2 separate regions of the Homo sapiens genome follow, and region 2 is linked to region 1. The links are chromatin contacts, found by Hi-C in ENCODE. All regions are on one chromosome and are shown on one strand. Each heading gives the region's core, a stretch centred on a gene start or an enhancer-like site at or near the end of the contact. The rest is flanking DNA. Distances are from core to core; before and after follow the strand shown.

Region 1 (5,893 bases), core at 2,772-5,271:
TTGAATCCCAACCAAAATTTGGGTGCAGGCTTTTGCTGACTTTTATTTTCTTAAGAAGTGGGGATATCAGGAGCCATTTTGAAGGATACTAGAGCAAAGAATTCTTGTGAGGACCTGCTAGTGCCAGCAGATATTTGAGTTCCTGAATGCGTTTACAAAGTACATTGGGATATTTTTGTGTATGCTTCACTTTAACTTTTTTATTTAAAATCTACCTTAATTATATTTTCTAACTAACTCACTTCTCTTGAGTGATTGTGCCCTATACGGGGGTTCAGATGGTGAGTTCTCATATTTCTTAGCAAAGAAAAATAAAAGTAAAGCTGCAATCTAATTTGGGAGGAAAGCTGAAGGTGCATTTAGGTGTCTGAAAGCAGTATAAGCTCTTTGAAATTTACTTGGTTTGTAAATTACAAGTGCGAAAACAACTTCCAAAGATGTTTGGAAAAAGAATATATGCACCGACACCTATATAGACAGACACACACACACATACACACACACACACACACGTGAAGTTGTCGCCTGCCCACAACTCCACCGCTTTCCTGTGCCGCCCAAGGGAAATGGGTCTCTCTTGAGCCCGTCTTTCTCTAGTAAACGAGGTGGGTCATACGTCTATGTCAAATTGAATCAGCCAGGACAGCTTCCGTGGTAATTAAACTGGACGTCTGTATTGGTCACAGCAAAGGGTGCCTTGTGAATTCAGGTTTTACTTGGTGCATCACAACTGTCAGGGTGAATCCCGCCCCCCACAGAGGTCTGAGTCATGGGTTGCCACTCTCCCACCACCCCTGCCAGCTCATCCCTACCCATCGAAAGCTTTGGCCCCGCTCATTTTTGAAACATTTTTCACGACTGAGTTCAGGGGTTTTGCAGGACTTCACAAAGATCTTGTCCCAGTGGGCCGCACATTCGCAGTTTTCTCCTGCTAAGAAAACATCGACGGTTTTGCTGCTGACTGGAGAGTTCTAGATGAAAACTGAAGGAACCCTAATTATTATTATTATCATTATTATTTTTGAGACAGAGTTTTGCTCTTGTTGCCCAGGCTGGAGTGCAATGGCACGATCTCGGCTCACTGCAACCTCTGCCTCCTGGGTTCAAGAGATTCTTCTGCTTCAGCCTCCCCAGTAGCTGGGATTACAGGCGCCCGCCACCATGTCCGGCTAATTTTTTGTGTTTTTAGTAGAGACGGGGTGACACCATGTTGGCCAGGCTGGTCTTGAACTCCTGACCTCAGGTGATCCACCCGCCTCAGCCTCCTAAAGTGTTGGGATTACAGGCGTGAGCCACTACGCCCAGCCTGGGAACCCGAATTATTTATTTCATCAACCTTGGCTACAAATGGGTTTACTCCTGCTTATGGTGTCAAGTCCATGCAGCCCCTCACCCCCTTTAAATAGAGAGGCATTGGCCGCCTTAGGCTCCCCCTGCCCTGAGTTTAGGGCTGTTGAGTGTAGGCCTACAGGGAGGGGGACCCACTGAGGAGAAACCGGCTCCACTTTAGAAGGTGCTGGAAATAAAATATCCGTATCAACTGTCGGAAACTTGGTTTGATGCGCTAATCACTCGGTTCAAGGGTGTCTACATTATTAGGTGCCAAGTCCCCACTTCCAATCCCAGACAGAAACACCCTTCTAGATGGAACAGAGGGCATGTTTTTATTTAAGACTTGATGAGTACCAACTCTTGTTCTGAGCAGAGGTTATTTTTTAAGAGGAAATAAGATCTTGATTCCTGCTTATGAATTCTGGAAAAGTAATAAAGGTTGTTCAGATAATTTTCCACAAGATCTTCATCCGAACCTTCCCACTTGCTGAATTTTTTTTCCCTGCAGCTTAATTTCCCCTAAACACTTTGCATCGCTCCCTCCCCCCACCATGGCCCTGAAGATTCTCCATCTTAAATAACAAGGACCCTGCTGGCTACTAAAGGAGGCTGCCCATTTTAATTCAAAACAAGGGCCACGAGTGCTGGTCTTAGAAAGAGCCGAGGAGTGAAGATCAACCTTTTTTTCTCTTGGAGTGCTTGCACTTAACCCTCAATCGCCAATATAGTACCTCTTTCTCTCTCCTTTATTAAAATATTTCTTTCATTCTTTTCTTTTTGGGGGGGAGGGGGCAAGATTTCTTAAGGTAAAAGAAATAAGCTGAACAGATTGATTATTGTTATGTCTGTAATTGCTCTAAAAACATTTTTCAGTGGGGCCTCATAGGGCAAACATATTGGTCTTTGATCAACACTGAAGAAAGCAAACATTGGAAAACCAAAACCCACTACTTTGGAGTCTACACTTGGCATTTACAGCCCTGAAATGGAATGCCCTTTACCTTCAAAAGGGCAGCTATTAACGACAGAAAGTTCTTGAGTTTTTCTGTAGATAGTGCTTCAGTAGTTTTCTAGTAGTATTCTAACCTAGGCATAACTTCCTCTCTTCTGAAACTGGGGAAACCCATTTGCAAAGTGAAACGATTTGACTAGTAATACCCAATGTCAGTTTATTTGAAACTATAGCTAAAAAGGGAAAAACTAATAAATCCACTTTGATTATTTTTCTGCTTAGTTTCAAGACGTCCTCTAAGCCTAGATAACGAAAGTGATTTCAAAAATTTTGACATACTTAACCAAATGAAACTAATAGGTGCGCAGCAAATTAGTACGAGCCATAGTCAAACCAAAAGAGGATCTTTTTTACTAGAAGAAACTTGCACTATTGATTTTATTGACTGACTCGATTTCAGTGTTTTAATCAACTTTAACAAATTTAACTGAAAACAGGGTAATTGATATATAGAATTTAAAACTTCAAAAATAAGCCGCAGATATTCATAAATATTTTTTATTAGGTGATTTGCTGTTGATTTACCATTTAAGTAAAAAAAACTATTCTTTTTTCTAACTTAAGCTACGGTGATCTGAATTTCCTTCCCTTTAGCTTCCTCAGTCAAGATTTGGGAACAGAAATTCCAAAATGCTTAGAAATGGGTGGGAAGATTGTAGGTTTAGAAGTCTGAGGAAGGAAATTACAAGCCGATGCTGATTGACTTTTGAAAGGCCTGGCACGTCCCAGTCTATATAATAACTCAGTTGGAGGAAGAACCTCGAGGACCGAGTGTCTCCAGATCACTTAATGCATCGGCATCCACCACGCTCGGCTCATGGGCAGGGCCCCCGAGGCTGCCACCAACCCACGGAGCCTTGAGGAGCTGCGCTTCCCCGCGATGGTCCAACGAACTTCGGAAGTGCTCCTGCTTCCGGTTTCACGTATACCTGGGATGCGTTGCCATACAGGTTTGTCCCGTTTTAATGCTTTGACCCATCTAAGATACGAGGACAGGAGACTGGAGAAGTAAACGAAAGGCAATGGCCGAGGGGTAAGGCGGGGAACACAGCAGGAAAAGGACAGGTTCCCCTTCACCTTCACCCCCAGTGTTGGCAACGTCCCAGGGATTCTCGGAGCTGAAGCTTCTTCAGAAAACAGTCAGCTTAATTAAGATCCTGCCCTTGGGGAATCTAGAATAAATGGCGAGTAGTGGGCAGCTTTCCCCACCAGTCGCAGGATCTAAAAGCAATGAGTGACGGTTGTCTGTGCAGCAGTCAGAGGGAAGAGCGACAGTTCCAGACGAGGGGCAGTCGGACTTCTCCGCAGCCTACCGCCAGCTTGGAGTGCAGATCTCCACCGACTGCGCCACAGACAGTCTCAGTCCCCAGCAGTCACAATATTTGCACTCCCCTTTCTTCCTGGCCTTTCAACCCCTCCCTTTCCTTCCTCCTCACCCCTCCCACCCCGCACCCGAGAGACAGCCTGCCGTCCCAGGTCCAGCCCGCGCCTCTGCGCACCTCCCGGCACCCGGCGCAGGTCGCCGGCCAGGGCACACACGCGTCCCCGCCTGCTCGCCGGCCCGCAAGGCCCGGGCTGCGGCGGCCGCGGGCGCGGGAGGCGGAGGCGCAGGCGCCGGGCTCCGTGGCAGCCCGGCCCAGCCCCGCCCCGCCCCACCCTCCGGCCCTCCCCTCCGCTTAGCCGTGCTCTCCCGCCGAGCTCCGCCGCCAGCTCCGTGCTCTGCCCGGCCCGTACGCCGCTCGCCACCGCGGCTCCCCGGGCGGGAAGGCTGCGCCGGCTCCCGCCAAGGGGGAGGCGCCACCCCGCCCCGGGGCGGTTGTCTTGCTGGGACTCCTGGGCCGGTCACAAAGCCCCTCTCCGCTGACCCGGAGGGACGGGAGTCGGGTGCGCGACGGCGGCTCCCCACCCCTGCACTCAGCCGCCCGCCCCGCTCCTCCTCCTTCCCTCCCTGTCCCTCCTCCTCTCCCACCCCCCGAGGGCTCGCACACCCCGCGGGCGGGAAGGTGCCGCCCTCGGGGCGGACAAAGGGGCAGGCCGGGCGGGAGGGGCTGTAGCCGGCACGCGCGGCCGCGGGAGGGCCCGCCTCGCCCCGGGCCGCCGACCTGACACCTGCTGGGCAGCCTGCGCGGCCTGGGGCGAAGGCCAGCGGGCGGCGGGGTGGGAAGCGCCAGCGCAGGGGCGTGTGTTCGGGAGGGGGTCGCGGACAGGTCAGGCGGCTTGGGACCCACCCCACCCGGGCAATAGTGACCTACTGCTTCGCTAGCGTCCCCTTTCAGGTCTTAACTGGACTTTAAAGATCTTTTAGAAAATTTATATTCTCGTTTTTATGTCAGCGACTATACATCAGAATCACGCAAAGGGCTAGTTAAAACGCAGATGGCTGGGCTCGTCCGCAGAGTTTCTGCTTCAGTAGGACTGCGGTGGGGCCCAGTCATTTGTATTCCTAAATTCTCAGGTGACGCTCATGCTGCTGAACCGGGTACCACACTAGGAGAATCACTGCTATGCCATTCATTCCCCACCACCCGCTAACTGTAGAAGTGGGGAGAGGATCTCCCGCAGGGATCCCAAAGACAGTGCTAGTGCTCTCATTGCCAAGGTAGTTTTATCTCTTTTGAAGGTAAGCTCTGCATTGAATACGTACTGGATCTTCTCGATAGAAGTTTGACCATATGCTAGAGTGGAACCCTCACGCTGCTGGTGCTGGAGAAAGCAAGGCTGTTTAGATAGATGCCAGGCAGAGAAAGCCACAGTCCAGTTTCCATTTCCCCTGAAGAGCCAGAACCAGGGCGATGGGTCTTTCCCAGCACAAATTCAAAAAAGAACCAAACAGTTTCATTTCGACACAATGACAACCTCCCACCTTCTCTTTATAAATTTTTGATATTTCGATCGAAATATTCTATCCTACGTTCAGCATGTTTCCATTGTTTTATATTTTACTGAAGGACCTAAAATATTTTAAAGCAGAGAAAAGAACTAAATGATAGGCAGAGAGGAGATTTAAATAAAATTTTTAAAAGCCACAAATTTACAATTGTTTTTTAAAAAGCATATCTATGTATTTAAAATAATATAATGAATTGAATCATTTAAAATGCACCCCTGTCCTTTCAAATCTGTTTTTTTTTTTTCAAAAAATTTTTGAAAATCTAATGAGAAATATATTTTGACATTCCAATCCAGTGAATTAGTTAAGGGAAAACTACCTAAAAAGAGGCACACTAAACTTTTCTTATCCCCAGTGGGCGGTGTTAATCATCCAGTTTGAGCCTTGTAGTTTTCATTGTCGAATACTTGGGTTCTCTCAAAGGGAAGAACGTTGGGGACTTGCATTCACTCTTTTTCAAGAGGAGATTAAACACAAAATCGATTTAATGGAGCATCTGTAATCTTAAATACGAGAAGTCAAGAGCTAAAGCTATAATAGAAAGGTTAGCTTTCCTCCATTGTTCACACAATCTAACTCATATTTTTGGAACTTAATTATCAATGAAAGCTACCACATCAATGCAATACAGTATAGGCAAATTACAAGAACCTTTTACT
Region 2 (6,221 bases), core at 1,588-4,087, 5.6 Mb after region 1:
ATCTACCCAAATGAATGACCCTGTGAGTGTCATTCAGCCATAGTGGGGTTATGCTTGTGCCAGGTTATTTTTGCATAGTGCATGGTTTGACTGTTTGCTGGTTGTGTTTGATGCAGATGTCATAGTAGAAAGTGTCCTGGTTCAGGAACTCAAGGAGCCGGGTTCTAGGTCTCCCATAATCATGGTTCCTGGTTTTTTTTCTAGCTGCATGTGAGCCTTGGAACAGTCACTTCATTCCTTTTAAGCCTTTGTTTGCTATAGAGTGGGATAATAGTACCCACACATAGCCAACCTCACTGGGTGGTTGTGTCCTACAGATGAAAAGGACTTGAAAAAAACTCTAAAAACCATGCAGCGATCCTTCATTCAATAGATGTTTATTAAGTGAATGCTTTGGGCCAGGCTGCGTGCCACGGACATAGGACTGCACAGAATGAACAAGTCCTTGTCCTGACACTTCCTTCTAGGGGGAGCACTGTGTACACATCCAGGGCTACGGCTAGATTCATTAACACTGAATCTGGATTGTCATCCGATTGGATTGTCAAATCATGGAATTGGCAGGGGGTTCTCTTGTGATATCATTTGTTCCCCTGTGGTATGTGAACATTTGTCTACAAGTTAATATTTCACTTTAAAAATGAAAGCTGGTGCTTCCACACAGCCTAAACCTGAAGGAAGTGAGGAGTCAAATACCACAGGGCTGGCTTCAGGCCTGAACTGAGCTCTGCGGCCCCTGCTGACCCTCCCCAGCCTCCCTTCTGTGTCCCTCAGATCTGTGCTTGCCCGGGTTGTGTAAGGTAGTACCCTCCATGTCTTTGCCCCTGGTGCCCCCTCCCCTCACCCAACCAGGGTCCACTCTAGGGAACTGGATGTGATGTGTACCTTGGCACTGTGTCTTGGCCCCAGTTTGACATCCTCTGAGCCCCCACTGGTTACCTGTTAAGTAGGGCCAGCCATCAATAGCCTGTACCTTGTTTGTAGAGGAATTTTAGGAACCACAGCATTAAAACATGGAAACATGCTTGTATTGTAGGTTTTTCGCATGCATTTTTAAAGCCTGGTTTTCATGTGAGTTTTGAAGTTATGAACCAGAAGCACTAAATATGTTCAAACCTTTTGAAACCACAATGTCTTTGTATATGTGTATATATACCTATTTTTCTTTAAGGTCATTTGTGAAATGATACATATGTAATAAGAAAGTACTGATCTTTGTAGAGGAATTGGAAAATTGTTTCTTTGACTAGGTGCCAAATAAGAATAATTTCTACCATTTATCGAACACTTTCTACGTGTTTGGCATTTTACATGTTTTAGTCTCAGTACTAAAAATCTTAGGAGTTGGGTATTATCTCAGTTTTATAGATAAAGAAATTATAGGAAAGATGGACATACTATATGAATCCCAGAACCTGGCAAATTTAAAATTAGCAGTACTCTTAAATGCTGGCTAAATTTGGTATGATTGTGAGATTTTTCAAATATATTCATTTTTCTTCAGTCTTAACTATAATCTCCCTTTTGTATTCTTGCCCCTGAGTAATTATAAACTTAAAGTCCCTTCTAATAGTTATGAAAAGAAAGTTATAGGCTAAAAAATATAAACTCAGTAAGTCTCTAACTATGAAAAATGGAATTCCTACTAATTTTTAGGTTTGAATGGGATTTTCAATTTAGGTTTGAATAGATTTGTTCATGACTGGGAGCCGCTTCCCTTCTTTACTGAATTCATCCCATTAATACAACTACATTTACCCTACAGTTTAGACTTTAGTATCATGGTTTTGTATTTCTTCAAATATTAAGGAATATTAAAGATTTTTTACAAAAGGCTAGTGTTGAACCATGACAGCTAGTTTTACACACACACGATTTTTATGTCTTTGTGTTCAATAGAGGGCACCACAGCATAGATCATGAATGTCTTCAATGAAGATTTGTAGGTTTTATTTTTTCTTATAGTAAGAGCTAAACAGGCTGAGTTAATTTTTTTTTTCTACATCAAACTGCTAACCTTCCATGTACTATGCAGTTATGTATATATATCATTGTATTGGGTTCAGCAGACCCAGGACATCCTTAGTTAGGATGAAATGATTTTGCATAGCTATATATTCTCAGCTAAACCAGCATATAATACATCTAATAAAATCATGTTGAGGAAAACTGTGCTTTTCAACTGTGTCCAGTTTAGGGAAAAAAAACAGATTTTGCTTTGTTTAGTCTAAAACTGTTATGGGGAAAGGAATAACTTCTGATTTGCACTATAAATATCTTTCTAGAAATTCTTTTAAAATCCTAGAGGCTATTTTTTATTCCTTTTATAAAGGTTTGAAAATCATATACTTTTTAAATGGAGGTTTCTACAAATGACATTTTATTGACTGTTTTACAAAGTACTCTTTATATTAGGTTTGAAATTGATTTTGGGCTATTAGATTTGTTTGTGGAAAATATGGCACAAACATGACTAAGGAAAAAATAGTATTTAATATTATGATGGTGGCAGTCACAGCCCTCTCTGATAGTAAGCCAAATAGTACTCAAAATAAATTAATTATGCTCACCTAACCAGATGGGAAAACACTCTCAAAAATTTTCATTTTAAATTTCAGAATGAACTATCTGACTAAAATAAGCATATAAATACATTTAAAAATTATTTTTGCTTATTTAAAACTCATGGAGTATGGTGGCATGAATTTAGCCAGAGAAACAGAGGAGATTCCAAAAACCAAAACTGTACCTAGCCGACTCACTGGTTTGAACTCTAGGCCTGGGGGAGTGTTCAGATGTCCCCTCCCCAGCCACATCTTTCTGGCTCTTTGGAATTGTGAGCTGGGTGAGCCTGGCTCCTTCTCTTTTCATCTGTGTGTCCTCCAGATGGCAGTATTGAGCAGAAAAAGAAAACGCTGGGAAATAATGAGTCTAATGTACAGTAAAATTGGAAATTGAATTATAGCTCAAGAAAAAGGACAGTAGCCTTGAGGTCCCGATCAACCTGGACTCTGATCACTTTTGTTTGCTGTACCCATGTGTTAAGTTACTAGCAAGTTAATAACAACACGTGAGCAGTTCAAGGCTCAGTAGAATTGCTTCAGACATGAAATAAAGCTAAAATGAATTTGTGTCCAATATCATTGGCATTAGTGCTCATTACTGTTGTGGTGTAATGCCTCAAACCATCTAAAATCAATTTTAAAGATTACCCATTATTTTATAAAGAAAATAAAACACATTTCCAACAGAAACAAAGCCACGAGTACAATCCCATGAACAGTTCCTTGTACTTATGGCAGGCAGGAAACCGCTGACAGAGGCCACAGGAAACACTCTGCTCAGACTTCACAGACTTCACGATCCAAGTTCGTATTAATGGATTGTTGCTCTATAACTCTTCTCTTAATCTGAAGTATTTAAAAACAAGAATGGTGAATATTTGTAAATGTAGAAAATAAATCTCAAAGAGTAGTAAGAGGGATTTACTACTTAGCTACTTGTACTTGGTAAATTAATCATTATCATGTGACATGGTCATCTTTTGGGAGGACCCAGGGCGGAGGACACAGAGGGAAAAAGAAGGATTTAGCTGCTTTGCTTGAGGTTTTGCCTTTTAAAAAGCACAAAGGTTTTACTTTTCCTTCTAATAGACCAGTAAAGAATATTTTCTCAAACTGTAAACCTGCTGAAGCAAAGGGGACAGCTAGATTTTGGTTTTAATACTGTGCATTTTTAGGCATTTTTGCCTTTGTTAAGAAATAATTGTTTTATTTTGTAGAAAAGGATTTGGTATTATAATGACCTTGGATTTTCACTAAATTGATATTAATGGCCAAAAGAGATTTACTTTCCTTATTACTTGTTTAAACAAGCAGAATATAAGGTAAGGTTCATTTGGTCTGAAATACATGATCTATTTTTCACAGATCGTTATATCGGAAAAATCTTATGTTGGACAAAATTCTACTTGGGTTTTAGTGTGTTAGTTTTGTCCCCTGTATCTGGTCTTAGTGTCTCCTCTTACATAATTATTGAACTATCAGTAGAGACTAAATGATCATATGTCAACATCTTTGCTAAAAGATAAACCAGTTTTTATTTAAATATAAAGGTATACTTTGATTTGATTTCATATTCTAAGATGTGCATTTCAGAGAAAACACATTCACTAATATGAATTTGAGCATCTGTAGATTTTGCTACAGGATAGTTTTTAATCTTCCATGTAGTTCTGATGCCCTGGTTGAAATCTGTTCTGTCTTTGTAAACTTTGATCTTAAATGTGGGAAGAGCAGTATGTATTCATCACAAAATTATCATATTTTAATTATATATATGGTAAAGTTGGCTGGGATCAATTTTATTTGGTTGCTCATTTTGACAACACAGAGATTCAGTGCTCCTAAAGATTTTGGAGAAATTTACAGTTAACCTTAAGTATTAAAAAAAGCCATCTCTCTCATGAGCTGTCGTAAACATGCCCTTAAGTATATAACTGTAAAGTTTTAAAATGTAAAATATGCTGAGAATTGTATTTTCTTCATATAATTTTTAATAGTAGTTGAAAGTTTTGATGTTTCATGACAGCCTATCCCATAAAGATCACTGAATTGACATGCTGTTGGCAGTAAATTTTTTAAAGTAGAATAACTTTCTATGACTATATAAGCAAAATATTTCCATAATTAATCCACATGGTAATAAGAGATGGGTAAATTGAAGAAATGTCCTTGAAGTTATTCTTTTAACAGATGTTCTTAACTATTAGCTTCATGTTTTTACCCACCTAAATTTCCAAATAATTGAATAAAAGTTAACATATGCTTTCCTCCCCTTAATGGGCAGAGCCCATAATTGATACAAAGTTTACCACAGTAGAGAAATTACCTTCAGTGGTACTTTTCTAATGTTTTTCTTTCTTCTACCCTATCACTGACCATCCTGTTCACCAATTATTTTTCCTTTTTTTTTTAATATAGAGTCCTACAGAATGCACTTTTGCTTTCAGATAGCAGCCTTCACCTCTTCTTACAGAGCCATCTGAATTCAGAAGACATTGAGGCGTGTGTTTCTGGGCAGACTAAGTACTCTGTGGAAGAAGCAATTCACAAGTTTGCCTTAATGAATAGACGTTTCCCTGAAGAAGATGAAGAAGGAAAAAAAGAAAATGATATAGATTATGATTCAGAAAGGTATTTCCTTGCATTTTGATTTAATGTATATGTATTTATATAATACATAGTATGCACATATGCACGTGTATAGATATATATACACACTTCACTTTTTTGTTGATATAATACTAAGATAATGAAAAAATTAATTGACTGAGATTTTATTGAGCTGTGACAGCTCATCATAGTAGTCTTCACACACACCTCCACACTGAATTAATGAATGCAGTAGAAATTCAATTATTTGCATTCTGATTATGTGACTTTCATTTAGTCAGACTTGAATTATTCGCGTTTAAATTATCTAGCTAAAAAAATACCCAACTGCACTCCAAATGGCTAATTAAAAGTCCAAATTTCCTGTCTCTCTTTGTGACTGGAGATAATTAAAGTTCTCCTCTGTTACTCAGGCTTTGAGTGTGTTGTGAAAACCAATTTCCTCTTTTTATTATTTTCCCCCTCTCTTCTTTTCCAGTTCATCCTCTGGGCTTGGACACAGTAGTGATGACAGCAGTTCACATGGATGTAAAGTAAATACAGCTCCGCAGGAATCCTGAAAAATAATTCTAATGTTACTATCTTAGGAATAGCAAATTATGTCCAGTCATAGAGAAGAAAGCTTCATAATAATACATTCTTACCTAAAGCTCACTGTCATGATGTTAGGTATTTAAATTCTTAAAGATGTTGGGTTGTTTATTAGTGGTATTTTTATGTTGTCTTATTTTAGGTAAGCTTCTGTGTAAAGCTAAAAATCCTGTGAATACAATACTATCCTTTACAGGCAGACATTATTGGTAAACAAGATCTTGCCCTCCAATGAAATGACTTACATGTTTTAAAAAACCGAGTTGGTTTTATTGAATTTAAAAAGATAGGTAACTAAGTAGCATTTAAAATCAAGATAGAGCATTCCTTCTTGTATCAGTGGGGCAGTGTTACCATAAACACGGTGTATATGTTGTTAAACCCTATGAAGAGTAACAGTGTAGACCAGACTGCCTCTCTCAGATATGTGCCTGATATTTTGTGGATACCTCCCCT

What was found. Hi-C counts contacts between places; a loop is a spot of excess contacts on that map. Pooled maps may share reads with other maps.
Region 2: a loop to region 1 is called in a pooled map, with 5 times the contacts of the local background. The contact joins two enhancer-like sites. A Hi-C loop is called at or near these places in 4 of 50 pooled maps.

What each region holds. Positions count from the first base shown.
Region 1 is chr7:20,794,142-20,800,034 of GRCh38, forward strand. No RefSeq gene overlaps it. Among named protein-coding and RNA genes, the nearest start is that of SP8, 10 kb to the left of the region's middle. RefSeq lists enhancers at 1-142, 1,686-2,394, 5,083-5,893 and silencers at 3,777-3,836, 3,887-4,116, 4,207-4,336. Within about 2 kb of position 4,022, at least 4 of the 41 ENCODE cell types and tissues checked have a DNase peak (open chromatin) inside an H3K27ac peak, as active enhancers do.
Region 2 is chr7:26,366,839-26,373,059 of GRCh38, forward strand. SNX10 (sorting nexin 10) reads left to right here. Exons shown (of 7, transcript NM_013322.3): 6 at 4,983-5,195; 7 at 5,653-6,221. The coding sequence ends at 5,734. SNX10-AS1 (SNX10 antisense RNA 1) reads right to left here. Exons shown (of 2, transcript NR_136272.1): 2 at 5,181-5,730. Among named protein-coding and RNA genes, the nearest start is that of LINC02981, 29 kb to the right of the region's middle. Within about 2 kb of position 2,838, at least 2 of the 41 ENCODE cell types and tissues checked have a DNase peak (open chromatin) inside an H3K27ac peak, as active enhancers do.